2 separate regions of the Mus musculus genome follow, and region 2 is linked to region 1. Evidence: chromatin loops called from intact Hi-C (ENCODE). Cell type or tissue: left cerebral cortex. All regions are shown on one strand.

Region 1 (8,000 bases):
TGATGATGATAATCATAATAAATAACGAGGAGGAAGAAGAGAAGGAGAAGGAAGATGAAGAAGAGAAGGAGGAGGAGAAGGAGAAGAAGGTACAAAGAACTAGAATCTTCCATGAGCTGGGATATCATACACGGATAAACATGTGTTCTGTTGAAGGGGTGCATGCTTCGTAAGGTCATGAGCCTCAATTTAGCCTAGGAATTTCCTAAAAGTCCAAAATGATACCTCGTGATAATAGTTGCCTCAAACCCGTTTTTGCTAAAAAGGCTGATTCCACACTTGAGCCCACAAGGACTGGGTGAAAGGCCTGACACTCTGCCTTTGTTTTGTATCTGCCTCCTTTACTTTGGGTCAAACTCACACTTGACTCGGTAGTGTTGAAGCAAAACAAAAACCAGGGCTCTCATCTTAAAGGGAATGAGAGTTTCTTCTGCAGCCAGGTTGAGTGACCACAGGCTGAGGACCACAGATTTCGATCACTCCAAATCCCACTTGCAATTTGGAAGCAGTTTTGTTTAGTTTTTTTTTTTTTTTTAATAATTTTACAGAACAAAGTCATAAATCAAGACAAGTTTAAAATATGTTGGCGGGTACATCAGAGAGTCAGGCAAGAGATAAGAGAAGCTTCTATCTATAGACCCAAGACATTATATGAGCTTTGGGGCTGGCAGAAGCTAGTTGTCTGTTAAGTGGCTAGGTTCCAAGAGGTTATTAGTCACAGGGTGTTTGCTCTGACACAGAGTTGGTCAGGGAATAGCTATTCTGAGGTTTGAACTAGTCGAAAATAAGGCAAGCAGTGTCTGGACTTGCTACATTCCAACCTCCCCATAGAACAGCTGGAACCCTCATCAGGCCATCAGTCTCGGCAGACACAGCATCTTTTCAGGAGGATTTGTTCACAGGAGACATCAGGCATCCTCATCACTAAGGACTAGATAGTCTTGATGACCTGACCGGGACACCACATCCATCTTCAAGGCTAACAGCGCCAAGACAACACTGTTCTGACCTTGCAGTAGCCTTGGTTCCGACAAGAGTCAAGCACAGCAGGCCAGATCAGGCCCAAACAGGACGACTGCTCAGGGCTTGCTGTTGTGCTCTGTAGTTCAGGTCACCTTGGAGAGACCAGGTAGAGAGAGCTCTTCAAAGACGGTGGTAAATACTCCTAAGCGTCCTGCAGGACTGGAGCTGAGCCAAAGAGGCCACCTCGGCAGGGGGCTGCTTCGTTCCCCACGCCTCTTACTGCAGTTCTTCCAGCTGCAAGCCCTTGCTGCTTTCCTTTAGCCGGTCCTCATAACATGGCCATATTCATCCAACCTTCACTTCCTGCCTTTCCTCCCTCCCCGTTCCAGCTCCCCTTCACTTCCTTGTTCAGTTTACTGAGACAAGGTCTCACACTATGTAGCCCAGGCTAGACTCTAACTTGTGGCAATCCTGCATCAGTCTCCTGAGCACTTGGACTATAGCTGGGCGTCACCTCTCCCGCCATTTCTCTACTTTTTACTGCCTGGTTTTTTGGGTTTTTTTTTGTTTTGTTTTGGTTTTTGGGTTTTGGGTTTTTTTTTGTTTGTTTGTTTGTTTGTTTGTTTTTTAGGGCATATCAAGATATGTAGTGAGCCGAAGCTGTGGGGATGCCTGAGCTGGACTTTGCCCTACGATTCTGTTTCTGCCGTCACCCCAGATTACCCTCCCATGCCAGCAGATGCAGCTGACACTCAGTGCATTTAGAGAATGCACAGTAAGAGCAAAGAGTATCGTAGAGAGTGGGACGTGTCTTTTCCTTCGTTCTTCCTGTTCCTTCTGCCCTGAGTATGAAACTGGGAAATGCCCTCGTAGAGTGGGATGACAGTCTAACATGGGCCAGAATTGTTCATGGTAAAGAAGGGAGCCAGAGGTCTTCAACAAGCTCCCAGCCACACGGATGCACACATAGGGGTCACAGACACATGGATAGAAGTCACAGATGTACATACAAATGTCACAGATGTGCACACCGATGCACACACAGGTTTCACGGATGCACACACAGGGGCCACAGCTGCGCACACAGTGGTCACAAGCAGCACACACAAGGGTAGCAGCTGCACACACTGGAGTCACACAGGTGTCACAGATGCACACACAGGGGCCACAACCCACTCCCCACCTCAACTCTTCTATCAAGGCCTTGGAAACACATACTGAGCATCATCATAGGGTTACCACTGAAATTACTTTTTCCCTGCACGTGTAAGTTAAATTCTCCGATTTCCCAGCAGGGGAAGACAAACAGAAGCCTCATCCAAAAGGAGCCCATTGAACGCTTTAAACAGACAAGCAAATGGTTCTTGTGAGTCTTGGATTAAGTTGAGAAGACAGGAAGTCATCCTGTGTAACAGGGCAGCATTTGAGCAGAGGCCCAAGACTTAGGTTTTCCTGTCAACTTGGCACAACCTAGGGACACCTAGGAAATGGGAACCTCAGCTGAGGGGTTGCACCAATCAGGCCAGTGATTGACGGGGGAAGGCTCAGCTCACTGTGGGTAGCACCATCCCCTAGGCGGGTGGGTCTGGGCTACTACATAAGTAAACTCGCTGAGGGTGGGCCAGACAGCAAGCCAGTCAGCATGGTTCTTGCTTCAGTTACTGCCTGAGTTTCTGCTGCGATGTCTCAGTTCAGAAAACAAAGTAGGACAAGGACCATTTTGCCACTCTGTGCCTGAGTCATACCGGAAGAAACCTGTTGTTTCAGACCAAGGTAATCCCAGAGCCTGAGAGAGTAGAACCATCACAGAATAGAAACCTACAACCTGCTGCGGCACTTGGCTAGTAGTCAGCCATGGAAGGTGGTTGCAGAGAAGAAGGTCCAATGCAGATATCTTGAGGAATTCAGCAATGAAGGGCACTGTGGTCAGCAGTCCTGACCCTTGGTTGCTGGGGCCAGACTCACCTGAGGGATAACTGCAGAGAATGATCGTGCTGAGCCTAATGCCAGTGGACATTCCAAACTCTGGGAGCTAGCTATCTGTTTGGGGGCTCGCTACTGGTGACGTAAGAACTCAAGTTCCAGGAGAGTGTTTGGACTTCATAGCTCAATCTTCTCTGCGGGGTGACTGCAGCTGCACTGGGGGAGCACAAAACCTGACCCTACAGTACAGTCCTCAGTGGATCTGCTTGCGTTCCCCACTACACAACATACTTGAGACATTAGCCAGCCTAGGGGTACCAACCGGAAATCTCTGAAGTCTGGGAGGACCTGCCTCACCCACAGGCTGCAAAGCGAAGTATGGCCAGCAGAGGCTCCTGGTACACAGAGAAAGAGAAGGCCCTGAAAAGGCCTGGTACTTGCTGGCTTGGACAGACTCTCCTGGCAGATCGCACCTTGTTTGTTGCTGGAATAGCAGTTTCTTTCCCAGCAGTCCTGGAATAATAGCATTCTCAGAGAGATGATCTAGGATGACCCCAAAATAAAACTCAAAAGAGCTATTTATTATCCATTGTAGCCCACAGTTACCCAAACTGTGATAGAAAAACCACAAGAAACAACAACAAAATCAAGGTCAGACAGTATTCCCAAAGATCCTGAATTCTATGCCATATTAAAAAAAAAATCATGAAATGGATGAAACGACAAAGAATTCAAAACTCTACTTATAAAACTGACTTCAACAAGGATACAAGGAGATCAATGGATTAGAAAAATCAATTCAAGATCTGGATAGAAATTCAGGTGAGAAAGTAGGTAACCCAGATGAGAAATTCAACACCAAAGAAGAAAACAGAGAGAGAGAGAGAGAGAGAGAGGGAGAGAGAGAGAGAGAGAGAGAGAGAGAGAGAGAGAGAGAGAGAGAGAGAGAGAGGATAAGGGGGAGGTTAAAAATGAAAAACCTCAATCAGTAGAAAAACATGGCCCATGGCCAGTCCCCACCGTCCACGAGATCAAACCCTAGAGGGAATATCAGATGTAGACGACAAGTTTGAGAGTACATTTCAGGGAGACATCGGTGGGGGAACAGGCGAGACCCACAGCCTTTCTTGGGCATGTACTACACACCAGCTTTCTCGTACATGTTTCTATGACCTCTCTTAATACCCATACGTACCCATACTTAAATCTATAGTAAAAATCTTTTCCTAAGTTTGCTTCAGAAAGAGAGTGCAGTCAAGTACTAAAAAATGAATGTATCGAAAGCTCAGCCATGAAACCGTAGCAGAACTACCCAAATCTGGAGCGGTAATCTTACTCCAGAACAAGAAGCATCTAGAACTTCAAGTGGACGTGGCCCGAGAAGAACCTTCTGTGACACGTCACAGCGGAAAGGCCCAGACTACAGGAGAAAGAGACAGTATTAAAAGGTGCAAGATAAAAAGAAAATCCTGACTCACAAACAGACAGACCACCAGGACCATAGCCTTTCAACCCTGAGGTTGAAAGTCAAGGAAGCAGATCAGTAGTTAGCAAGTGCCAGGCAAGAGGGAGGTGCCCTCCAAAGCCATCTTTTAAAGTCACCGAAGGACAGAGGCACTGCAAGGCAAATGCAAACCAAGCAGCTGGTGGCCAGCAAGCCAGCAATGCAGCAGCAACGGATTAAATGGGAGAAGACATCAAAGGACAACCAGGGAAGATTCAATTGTATCGGCTCAGGAAATACATAAACTTCTAATACACACTGGGGAGGCAGAAAGGAACAAATGGTTCTTAAACCAACTGGGAAATAAACAGCAGAACTTTATGAACCAGCAGCTTTCTCTGTGGTGGGTGTTCTGGGTTGTCAACTCCACAACATCTGGAACCAGCTAAAAACCCAAGGGTCTGGGCACACCTAAGAGAGATTTTCCTTAACTAAACAATTTGAAGTGGAAAGACCCACCTTTAATCCTGATCTTTTGAGGTGGGAAAATCCACCATTAATCTGGGCCACATCTTCTGGTAGCAGCCTGGATAGAGGGCATGGAAGAGGAAAACTCTCTTTGCCTGCTTGCACATGCTCTCTTTATGACATTAAAGTCTACATTTTTGGGATATACTTCAGGGTGTGCTGAATGGCAGTTGAGACATCTGATCATTGTGATGGCTTTTGGGAAGGAAGATTGGGGGCGTCATAGGTCATGGGGTCAGATGAGGTCACAACTACTGGATTATTAGACTTTCTATAGTTAGACAGCTATTGCTGGATCAGTGGGACCACAGGCCTATAAGCTATTCTAATAAATACTGTGTGTGTGTGTATCACAAGAGGATAACAGTTGGATGAACATAAGTAAATCACAAAGATATATACATATATATGAAATCCATTATTCTATACACTAAAAAAAATTAATGCATCACCTGGTAAAGGTACTGGCCTTCAGTACACATAAACACACATATGAGAGAACAACACAATAAAATACAATTTAAAAAATTAAGTTTTAGAAGCTTGAAAGCTGATTTTGTGAAGGCTGATTTAAGTGGAAATAAAAGGGCTCAGATTAGTCTAAACAAGCTCAGAAAAGACCAAAATTAGAGACCTCACACTTCTCTACCAAGCTACAGTCCCAAGGACGGGGAGGCACCTGGTGAGAGATACGAATCTAGGTCAAAGGAAGTTCCCTCAGGGTCCAAAATGAAAGCCTCCTGTCTGTGGCCAGCTGCTTCCCAGGGAAGGTGCCCAGCAGTTAACTGGACAAAGAGTTGTCTTTCTAACAAGCCCCACTTTGTGCCAGATGCATGAAGTGAGAGGCTGGATTCCTTTCATATCAGATGCGCAAAAGGTAAAAATCATAAAAGCTTGGAAGAAAACAGGCGTGCATCTTGGTGACACTGACTGGTGTTGATGGAGGGTGGGGGTAGTTACAACCTCAGGCATTGCCAGTGGAAGCTAAAGTGGCAAAGCCACTTTGAGAAACAACAGCTTGGCGTTTCTTCTGTGTTACCATAGATACTGTATAACCCGTGATACTAAAGTAACACACACCCACAGAAACTTGTATATAAATGTTTACAGCACAATTACCCATGACAGCCCAAAGTGGAACTAACCCAAATGTCCATCAGTTGATAGACAGATAAACAGTCTATGGAACAGGCTCTGAAAATCCAAAGTATTCCAATAGTTGAAGATGGAATACGAACATGGTGCCACAAGGTGGAAGTCCAGTAAAAATAAATACAGTATTATCTCCAGGCTGCACATAGAAGACAGATATGAAGCATACATAAGTCTTATGCTTAAATGTGGGTTCAGATTTACACTGCTCACACGCATGGTAACACTTGACAATTCACTCACAGTTTGAGGGCACACTCCCCTCGTGGTGACAGGAACAGGGACAGCCAGCGACATTACAGTTAGAAGCAAAAGAGGTGAATGCTGGTCCCTGGCTCACTGTGTGACTTTGGCTGGTTTGACACTTGCTATGCAGACTAGATTGGAATTGAATCCCAGGGATCCACCTGTCTGCCTACTAAGTGCTGGGAGCAAAGGCAGCCTGTAGCACCATAGACCCCCAGACCCTGGAACATTGCCATCCATATTCAAGGCAGGTCTTCTTTCCTCTCCATACCCTCCCTCACAGACATACCCAGAGGTCTGTCCCCTGGGTGATCCCAAACTCTGTCAAGTAGACAATCAAGATTAACCACCACAGGCCCCATCCACAAGACTTATCATTTTATCTATGCAAATATTGCTATATTCAGATGCTCAGGAATCTGAAACATTTCCAATATCAAACATTTCATAGAAAGGATACTCAACTTACCTATCAATACAATGGGCTATTTGTTATTCAGCACAGACAAGAAAAATACTTACTTGTGCTGCCATACTTGGATAAAAATGAACAATACGCTAAGTGAAAGAAGCCAGTCACAAAACAACAACAACAAATCCACAAGTTGTATAATCCATTTGTCTAAAACATCAAGCAAGTGAAGGAGCTCCCCCTCGGTATCTCAAGGGAAAACATAGACTTAGTATGTGTGAGATCCAAGGTTGGATCCCAAAATCCATGGAGGAGGAGGAGGAGGAGGAGGAGGAGGAGGAGGAGGAGGAGGAGGAGGAGGAGGAGGAGAAGGCTGCAGTGAGAAAGGAGACAGGAGAAGGATGAAGAAGAGGAGGTAAACCAGGGAAACTAACACTGAGCATCTAATGTGTCTATAGTTTCTTTCCATGAAGACAAAAATGTTCTAAAAACAAAAACAAAACTGACTATAGTAACAGTTGCATAATTCTGAATACTGCAGACCCCACAGAACTTGACAGTCTAGACAGATGAAATATGCTGTGTGTGAACTAGACGTTTCAGAAAAAGAAGGGAGCCAAGTAATATTCCACATTCCAACAAGGGACAAAGAAGCAAAGGCAGACACAAGTATGCTCTGATATGTGGCTTCTAACCACCAAGACAGCACATGGCTTTCCCAGAAAGATTAAAAGCCCAGTTCCGCTGGTCCCAGGGCAATTGGGCAATGAGACCAAAGAAAAAGGCTCCAGCTTTGACTGAGTCTAGGATGGGTAAAGAGAGCTGTGAGGGAAGAAAAGCAGGAGACTCCCACAGTCGTGGGTACCCCACTGGGTTCTTTTCCTAGACCATTCTCTGTAGGAAGCAGAGAAAGCCCTGCGTAGAGGGAACGCATGTGGATCACGTGGCCATGTCAGTGACCCCATAACATCCGGCCACTGGGGGAATGCCAAAGCTTTCTCCTACCATGAAACGGAAATGGGAAAGCTAACCCCTTCTGTTCCCTGTGTGAATGTTAACAGTCCACAGAATATGTCCACCATAGCTTCTCCACGCAGACGTTTAAGAGCTGAAGACGGCGCCTACCAAGACAAGCTAAGCATGCCTCCTCCGTCAATCTGTGCTGGTCCACCTGGTACCGGGAGACCTGCTTCCTCCTCTGTCTGTACAGCAAAGCCAGCTGTAGGCAATGACCCTTCCCCCATATCCCGGCCCCGTTCAATTCTAAATAATGAACATGCTGAGTTTTTGGCGTGCCCAGTCCACCGGATTCCAGCTTTCCTGTGGGTCTAT
Region 2 (8,000 bases), 130 kb after region 1:
CCAGTGTAAGTTTACAGTTACCATAGAAGGAATGTGGCTTCAACTTTTTCTTTATTTTGACATACTTCTGGTACAACATCTAGTCCAAGCTGGCTTCAGAATTGATCCTCCTGCCTCAGCCTTCCGAGTGCTGAAGGACTGGCACACACTGTCACACCCTTGCCAGGAAGCATGTTGGTAATGATATGGTCATGGCAGAAACTCAAGGAGACTCACCATAGCCTCCTTCATAATGTACTTTTCAATTTAGTGACAGCAATTCTGACCTGTTTTAAGAGGCTTTTTATTTACATATGTATGTGTGCACACATATATACATTTGCTTAGTACATGCTATTTTTTTAGTGTATGTTTTGACATGTGTGTGCAATGAGTGTGGAGGCCAAAGGTTGATTTTGAATGTCTTCCTCAACCACTCCCTACCTGGTTTTTTGTTTGTTTGTTTGTTTGTTTGTTTGTTTGTTTGTTTTGAGACCAGGTCTTTTGCTGATCCTGGAGTACACCAATCTGGCTAAACTAGTTGGCCAGCAAGACCCTGGTAATCCCTTCTCAGGCACTAGATATCTCAGGTTTTGGAATTAGTATTGATATATTTTTAAATTAGTCACATTTATGTCTAACCTGCTGATAATTTATTTGAATGTTCAAATGTGCTATGTCCCTTTTTTTTTTTTTTTTTTGGTTAGGATGTTGTACCACAAGCGTTACTGGATCAGTACTTGTCAATGACCGACCCTTCTCGAGCACAGACAGTTGACACTGAGATCGCTAAGCACTGTGCATACAGTCTGCCGGGTGTGGCCCTGACTCTTGGCAGACAGAACTGGCACTGCTTGAGGGAGACTTACGAGACCCTAGCGTCGGACATGCAGGTGAGTGAGCACTGAAGAGTCTGGAAGGCAGCATATGGCTTTATTTTATTTATTTTATTTGGTTTTCACAATCTGAAGACTTCTGTGTCCCAACAAGTGGTTGGTGTTACAGAGAACTGTGACAGCTTAAAGCAGTACCAGAAAGCACTTGTCATTGTAGTCCTGTATCGTCCAAGTTTATCATAGGTGATGCTAGAGACTAAAAGATATGGTACCTCCCTAGCAGTCCTGCTGAAAGCGCTCATTTCTCACACCTTAACAGAGCTGTATACTGGGCCTGAGGTTTGGTGCCTGGGTGCCCAGAGATTTGAAATGCACACATCCCTTGAAAGCATACAGAATAAAGGGTTGTGTGGACATCTGGCTTTTCTTCTCTTTTTCAAGGCTTTGACTTCAGTACCCCTTGTTCAGTAAACAAAAAGCCAATAATAAAGACCCTGTTCTGTTAGTTATTAAGCTGTAACCTTATTATTGAGAAGGCAGTGTTGGGCCTGGCTCGCACAGGTAGTAAATGCTCACTACCCAGTCAGGACACCAGGGCTTGGCTCAGCTTCCTGGGAAAAAGGCCTTCCAGCTTCCTCACTGTGGCTTTGGGCAGGGAAGGAAGCCCAGGGCCCAGTTCATCTTGGGGTTCTGTCTTCTGTCAGCAGTCCTCAGACTCTCTGCACTCTAGCCCTTACATGCCCTGTCTTTGTAGTCCCTCCTCCAGGACATGTCTGCTTTTGTCTCTCTCAGATGAGTTACCACAAACAGGTTTACCAGTGAGTGTGTGCTATACACACAGAGGACTCTTTATTTTTGTTTCTTAAATTACCAGTTCTGTACAAATAAGTTTTGGGTTTTCTCCAAGATAACACAGTACAAGACTCGGGAGGGAAGCGTTGTATGGGTGACACAGGATAATGTTTAATACAAGTGGCCAGCAGCAGTTCAGGGGTCAGTGGTCAAAGAACTGCACAAGTTAGTAGTGACTCCCAAACATGTTTTCCCTCACAAGGGAAAAGGAAACAGTAAGTACCATAGAGGGATTTGAGAATTTATCACGGGCTGGAGAGATGGCTCAGTGGTTAAGAGCACTGGCTGCTCTTCCAGAGGACCTGAGTTCAAATCCCAGCAACTACATGTGGCTTACAACCATCTGTTATGGGATCTGAAGCCCTCTTCTAGTTTGTCAGAAGACAGCAACAATGTATTCAAATAAAATAAATCTTTAAAAAAAAAAATAGGCTGGGGTGCACGCCTTTAATCCCAGCACTCGGGAGGCAGGGGCAGGCGGATTTCAGAGTTTGAGGCCAGCCTGGTCTACAAAGTGAATTCCAGGACAGCCAGGGCTACACAGGGAAACCCTGTCTCGAAAAACCAAAAAAAAAAAAAAAAAAAAAATCACAACTTTTGACACATGGTAGAATTTTAAACTTGATATCTGTTAATTCTAATCTGATGTGATTTTTTTTTTTTTTTGGTTTTGTTTGAAGATGAGATCTCAACTCTGTAGCCCTGGTTGACCTGGGACTTTGTATATACTCAGGCCAGGCTGGTCTCAAACTCACAAAAGTCCAACTGCATCTGCCTCCCAAAGTTCTGGGATTAAAGGCATGATGTAATTTTTTTAAGTATATATGCGCATGTGGGTGCCAGCAAATGTGGGGTTGTGGGGGTTGTGGGGGAGACGCAGGTTGGAGAACATTGCCTGGATTCAGGTCTTTGCTGTCAACTGGGATCAGTGAGTCTAGCGCAGTGAGCTATCAGCTTCCTGTTGCTGGTTGGACGTCTGAGATTACTACTGTTCAGAGTACACAGCACTTTGTGCTTAGATCTCTCACAGTGATTTTTATTCCTACAGTGGAAAGTTCGAAGGACTCTAGCCTTCTCCATCCATGAGCTTGCAGTGATCCTTGGGGACCAGCTGACAGCTGCAGACCTGGTTCCAATCTTCAATGGATTTTTAAAAGACCTCGATGAAGTCAGGATAGGTGTTCTTAAACACTTGCATGACTTTCTGAAGGTAACTTCTAAATCCTTTTGCATAAATACATAAAATATATACTAAAAGTCTATTTAAGTCTAAATTCTGATTTCCTTTTCTTTTTTATTTTATTTTATTGTGCTGGCAGTGTTTCTTACTAAAGAAATATAGCCAAAAGTTTTTGTTAGCTGTGTATGACACGCCTTTCTAAGTGTGTTGCAGCTTGAGGATAAAATGATGTGGACACTGTCCATTGTGGTATTAAGGTTGCTCACCTTTGTATGGGGTCTGCTCGATTTCCTTGAGAATCAGCCATTCCACAAGGTAGTTAGTGAGACACTGGAAAGGCAAAGCTTTGAGTGCTGTGGATTTCCTATCCTCATCTGTACACCACATAGGAGTCGTGTGTCTGTCTGTCCGTCCTAAGTGTATGTATGTGCAGAATGTGTAGTGGTCAGAAGAGGTGTCTGGGTCCCTGGAACTGTAGTCATCGCCCACTGCCAGAGCCCCGGTGCTTACCACTTGAGCACTTAGCAGCCCAGCGGGCTCTCTAGCCCACGCTCTCCTTCTCAAACAGGGAAGGGATGGGGGAGCAAAAGATGGAGCTCACATTCCAAACCCCAGGCATGGGCACTAAAGATGGGCACATTGCAGGAGGTAATGGGCCAGCTAGCAAAAAAAGGCAGTGAAAGACCTTGTCTCAGGAATAAACTTAGCACCATTGCTAACTCACAGTGTTCTCTTCTGGCCTCTGCATGTGTGTGTACCTATGTGGTGTGTGTGCACAGACACTCACAGTGAAATAGAGCTGCCATGTATCTTTAGGATAATTACTATATATTTTAGTTAATAAAAGCATTTTGTTTTGTTACTTCAGCTTCTTCACATTGATAAAAGAAGAGAGTACCTTTATCAGCTCCAGGAGTTTTTGGTGACAGACAACAGTAGAAATTGGCGCTTTCGAGCTGAACTGGCAGAGTAAGTTTTAACAGCTTATTGGCACTGTCTTGTAGGGGTAGGTTTCTCTCATCTCTACCTTTTTATGCTTCCTCCTGGCCTCATGCCCCTCACGTCCTGGGGCTTCATCCTTTCTCATCTTACCTGCCTTGCTGCCCTGGCTTCCATGGAGTTGGGTATTAATGGGCATCCATTGGCAGGGTGCTGTCCATGCACTGTGGCTGAGGTGGGCTGGGGAGTTACTGCAGGTGGCCTTTTCTGGTGTTCTGTCCCATCCCTGGCTCCCAGCCGTCCCTGCGCTCAAGTACTGGTGCGTGCACATATGTACTGGGGAGTCTCCCCTCTGGCTCGCCTTAGTCCTTGCAGGCCTTTGGCTCCTGGGCTTTCTCAGAGGTTGTCCCCTCCCTGGCACCCAGCTGTGGCTGCCTGTGGCCAGCCTTCTGCACGTGCAGGCCTGTCTCCTCTCCCCAGTAGTAGGCTGTGCTGACTTGCATTTTTAACATCCATTTTTAACCTTACATATGTATGTTGTTTTGTCTTCATGTGTTATCTGTGTACCACGTGTGCCTGGTGCCTGTAGGCATCAAAAAGGGGTGGCACCCTCTGGAACTGGGGTTCAGGTGGTTGTGAGCTGTCTGCTTGCTGACTGCAGCTCATCTGGGTTTTTATCACATTTTGGAAAGTACTTCTTGCACACACTCATCCCTCAGGTGATGCAGTTTGTGTCCCCAGGGGCTTGCCTCTCTGGGATTTAATGTCAACAGCTCACCCTGTTGCCCATAGCAAACCCTGCTGGAGTCTTGAGCACTGAGTGCTTGGAAGGCTCCTGCTGCATGCTCCAGTTTTCCACTGAGCTCATGTGTGCCTTGGTGGAGTCACCCTGCCTTCTAAGCCAGTGTAGGAGGGAGTCCACGTGCCAGTGAACAGATAAAGAAACATTTTGCTCTGTTTCTATTCCTAAACGCTTTTAGTTTATTTTGTTGGCGATGTGTAATATGAGAAACTGCTTTTTTAGCATATGATGCTAGTGGCTGGAAGTGGAAATGATCTGGTATTGCTACTGTCCCAACACAGGAGAGGGAAACAGGGAAGTACCTGTGTGTGAGCATGGAGTCAGAGTAGCTGTGCTCAGTACACTAAGTGCACACATACACTCACATGCACCATACCATGCCACTGAGGATCATGGGGCCCCAACTCACAGTACAGCCACACTGCACACAAATCGCTATCCCCAGCCCTGCAGCACACAGTGTTCCTGGGGAAACTACAGGCATGGAAGCCCCCTTCTGTGTATTCCAGCCTGGAGGGTGCCCAGCACAAAAGTCAGCTTGGTTACAGAGTATCTAAATAATTAGCTGATGTCTCATTTTTTTTTTTTTTAAAGATTTATTTATTGATTATATGTAAGTACACTGTAGCTGTCTTCAGACACTCCAGAAGAGGGAGTCAGATCTCTTTATGGATGGTTGTGAGCCACCATGTGGTTGCTGGGATTTGAACTCCGGACCTTCGGAAGAGCAGAAGGGTGCTCTTACCCACTGCGCCATCTCACCAGCCCCCTGATGTCTCATTTTTAAACCTCGGGTTGATCGTTTTGTTGCTGTTTGTGTCTCTGCAGACAGCTGATTTTACTTCTGGAGTTATACAGTCCCAGAGATGTTTATGATTACCTACGACCCATCGCTCTGAATCTGTGTGCAGACAAAGTTTCTTCAGTCCGCTGGATTTCCTACAAGTTGGTATGTTTGTGCTTGTTGGCCTTTGCATCTGTGGTGTGTCCGTTCCGAGGACAGGAGACAAGCCTTACATTATGTTTCCTTCTAGGTCAGTGAAATGGTGAAGAAACTCCACACAGCAACACCACCAACCTTCGGAGTAGATCTCATCAATGAGCTGGTAGAGAATTTTGGCAGGTGTCCAAAATGGTCTGGTCGGCAAGCCTTTGTCTTTGTCTGCCAGGTAGGGAAGGCCTGGGGAGCCCTGCTCGTGAGACTCCTCCCAGTCCTGCCTCTCTCCCCTATAATCATGAGAAACTGACGCTGCTCTCTGGCTGTCTTTCATGAGGTTGCATGCTCCTCCAAGTTAGGCATTTGTTGGTTTCATTCAGCCAGCACGTCCTCAAGCTGGCATAGGCACATAGCCACGTGTGCCACAACTCCCTCCATACATCACAGTGCCCACCAGAAGTCAGGTTGGAAATCAATGTATGCGCTGGCTGCCCTGGGTCTGTTTAAAGCCAAGCATGGTAGAGTGCACCTGGATTCTCAGCACTTGAGAAGTGGACAGAGAGGATCCTGACCTAAATGACCTAAATGGAATGGGGGAAGGCAGTTGAAATTTACCTTATGATAACCCTAAGACTCAAAGATAGGGGCTGGAGAGATGGCTCAGTGGTTGGTAGCACTGACTGCTCTTCCAGAGGTCCTGAGTTCAATTCCCAGCAACCACATGGTGACTCACAACCATCTGTAATAGAATCCAATGCCCTCTTCTGGTGTGTCTGAAGACAGTGACAGTGTACTCATATATAATAAATAATTCTTTAAAAAAAAAAGAGAGAGACTCAAAGATAAGAACTTCCAACTGCTTTTACCACCACCACGGGCAGGGGTACCATTTCTAGTAGAAATAAAATGGATTTACTCTGATGGAACATCATAAAATGTCCTGAAGCATCGTATGGTATTGTCTGGGTTCCCATCTTGTGCTTGGTGATGGCTGGGCTGACAGTCACACTTGTCTCTCCCGCCAGACTGTCATTGAAGACGACTGCCTCCCCATGGACCAGTTTGCTGTGCACTTGATGCCACATTTGCTGACCTTGGCAAATGACAGGGTTCCCAATGTTAGAGTGCTGCTTGCGAAAACCCTGCGACAGACTCTGCTGGAGAAAGGTGGGTGGTGCTGGTAGGATGTATGAGCAGTAAAGAGGGTCACAGAGGCCAGGCAAGCATGACACACACCTTCAATCCCAGCACTTGGAAGGCAGACACAGAGAGGCACATGGGTTTTTGTGAGTTGGAGGCTAACCTGATCCAGTATAGCCAAGGCTACACAAAGAAACTCTGTCTTGAAAAACAAAAGTGGGAGTTGGGAGGGTATTTTAATGAAGACACTGGTGTTTGGGTGAAAGTCTTTTATTCTGGACATAGGGCATTTTTCTAACTTAAATCTTGTAATTTTGGTGATACGGTGTTTGGGGGGATGGTTCATTCTGTAAAGTGTTTGCTCTGCAGGCAAGAGGATCTGCATTTGCTCCCAAGAACCTGTATAAACGTGTGGGTTGTGATAGTGTGCATGTGTTGGAAGGCAGAGTTGGGTAGATCTCTGGAACTGAGTGGCCATCTAGGCACTGACAAGCTTAAAGTTCAGTTAGAAAGCCTGTCTCAAAAAAAAGGGGGGGGATGGTTTCACAGTCTTAGGTTTTCTATTGCTTGACCAAAAAGCAAGTTAGAGAGGAAAGAATTTATTCAGCTTACACTTCCAGATCATAGACCACCATTGGAGGAAGTCAGGACAGGAGCTCAAGCAGGGCAGGAACCTGAAGGTAGGAGCTGATGCAGAGGCCATGGAGGGTGCTGCTTACTGGCTTGCTTCCCATGGCTTACTTAGCCTTTGTTACAGAACCAAGGACCACCTACCCAGGGATGGCACCACCCACCATGGGCTGGGCCCTCCCCCATTGACCACTAATTGAAAAAATACCTCCAGCTGGATCTTATGGAGGCACTTCCTCAACTGAGGCTCCTTCCTCTCTGATGACTCCAACTTGTGTCAAGTTGACACACAGAGCCAGCCAGTACAATGTGGAAAGTAGTCAAGGGAAAATACTGAGTGCCAGTTCTGGCCTCCATACACACACAGTACATTCATACATATACAACATTTCAGAACGTAAATAATGGGAAGCAGCCAAGCTCCTCAGCAGGGTCAAACGAGGGTGCCAAGTACACAAGGTAGCCTCTGGCTCCATGTACACAGGGCTGGCGTGCCCGTCGTGAAGACACTCCCTGCAGCTTGCACTTGACTGTGGGCATTGTGGCTGAGGTAGGAGGCTCGTCTTTCCCTTCGTTCTCTAAGTAGGAGCCAGGCACCTGGCAGTATGTGTTTTGTTGGTTTTAGTACTGTGACTGCCTTCTCCAAATGCCACATGAAGTTGAGTGTGTGAGCTCATGGACAAGATATGGAAGAAATGTAGAGTA

Evidence for each region. A loop is a pair of places that touch in the nucleus more often than their neighbours do. Peaks named below come from ENCODE experiments on the same cell type or tissue, not always from the same donor. Only the 100,000 strongest peaks of a DNase experiment are listed, where the experiment ranks them.
Region 2: a loop joins it to region 1, with 2.5 times the contacts of the local background. A loop is called at or near these places in 7 of 42 quality-filtered maps.

What each region holds. Positions count from the first base shown.
Region 1 is chr17:65,703,139-65,711,138 of GRCm38, forward strand. The region is part of intron 3 of Rab31 (RAB31, member RAS oncogene family); the gene reads right to left. Among named protein-coding and RNA genes, the nearest start is that of Gm35477, 65 kb to the left of the region's middle. In left cerebral cortex, CTCF peaks have their summits at 2,255 and 3,272; DNase peaks (open chromatin) are centred at 2,300 and 3,283.
Region 2 is chr17:65,832,268-65,840,267 of GRCm38, forward strand. Ppp4r1 (protein phosphatase 4, regulatory subunit 1) reads left to right here. Exons shown (of 20, transcript NM_001114131.1): 14 at 687-872; 15 at 2,716-2,877; 16 at 3,716-3,816; 17 at 5,417-5,537; 18 at 5,623-5,757; 19 at 6,551-6,692. Among named protein-coding and RNA genes, the nearest start is that of Ralbp1, 49 kb to the right of the region's middle. In left cerebral cortex, CTCF peaks have their summits at 4,836 and 6,222; a DNase peak (open chromatin) is centred at 4,691; H3K27ac peaks cover 568 bases.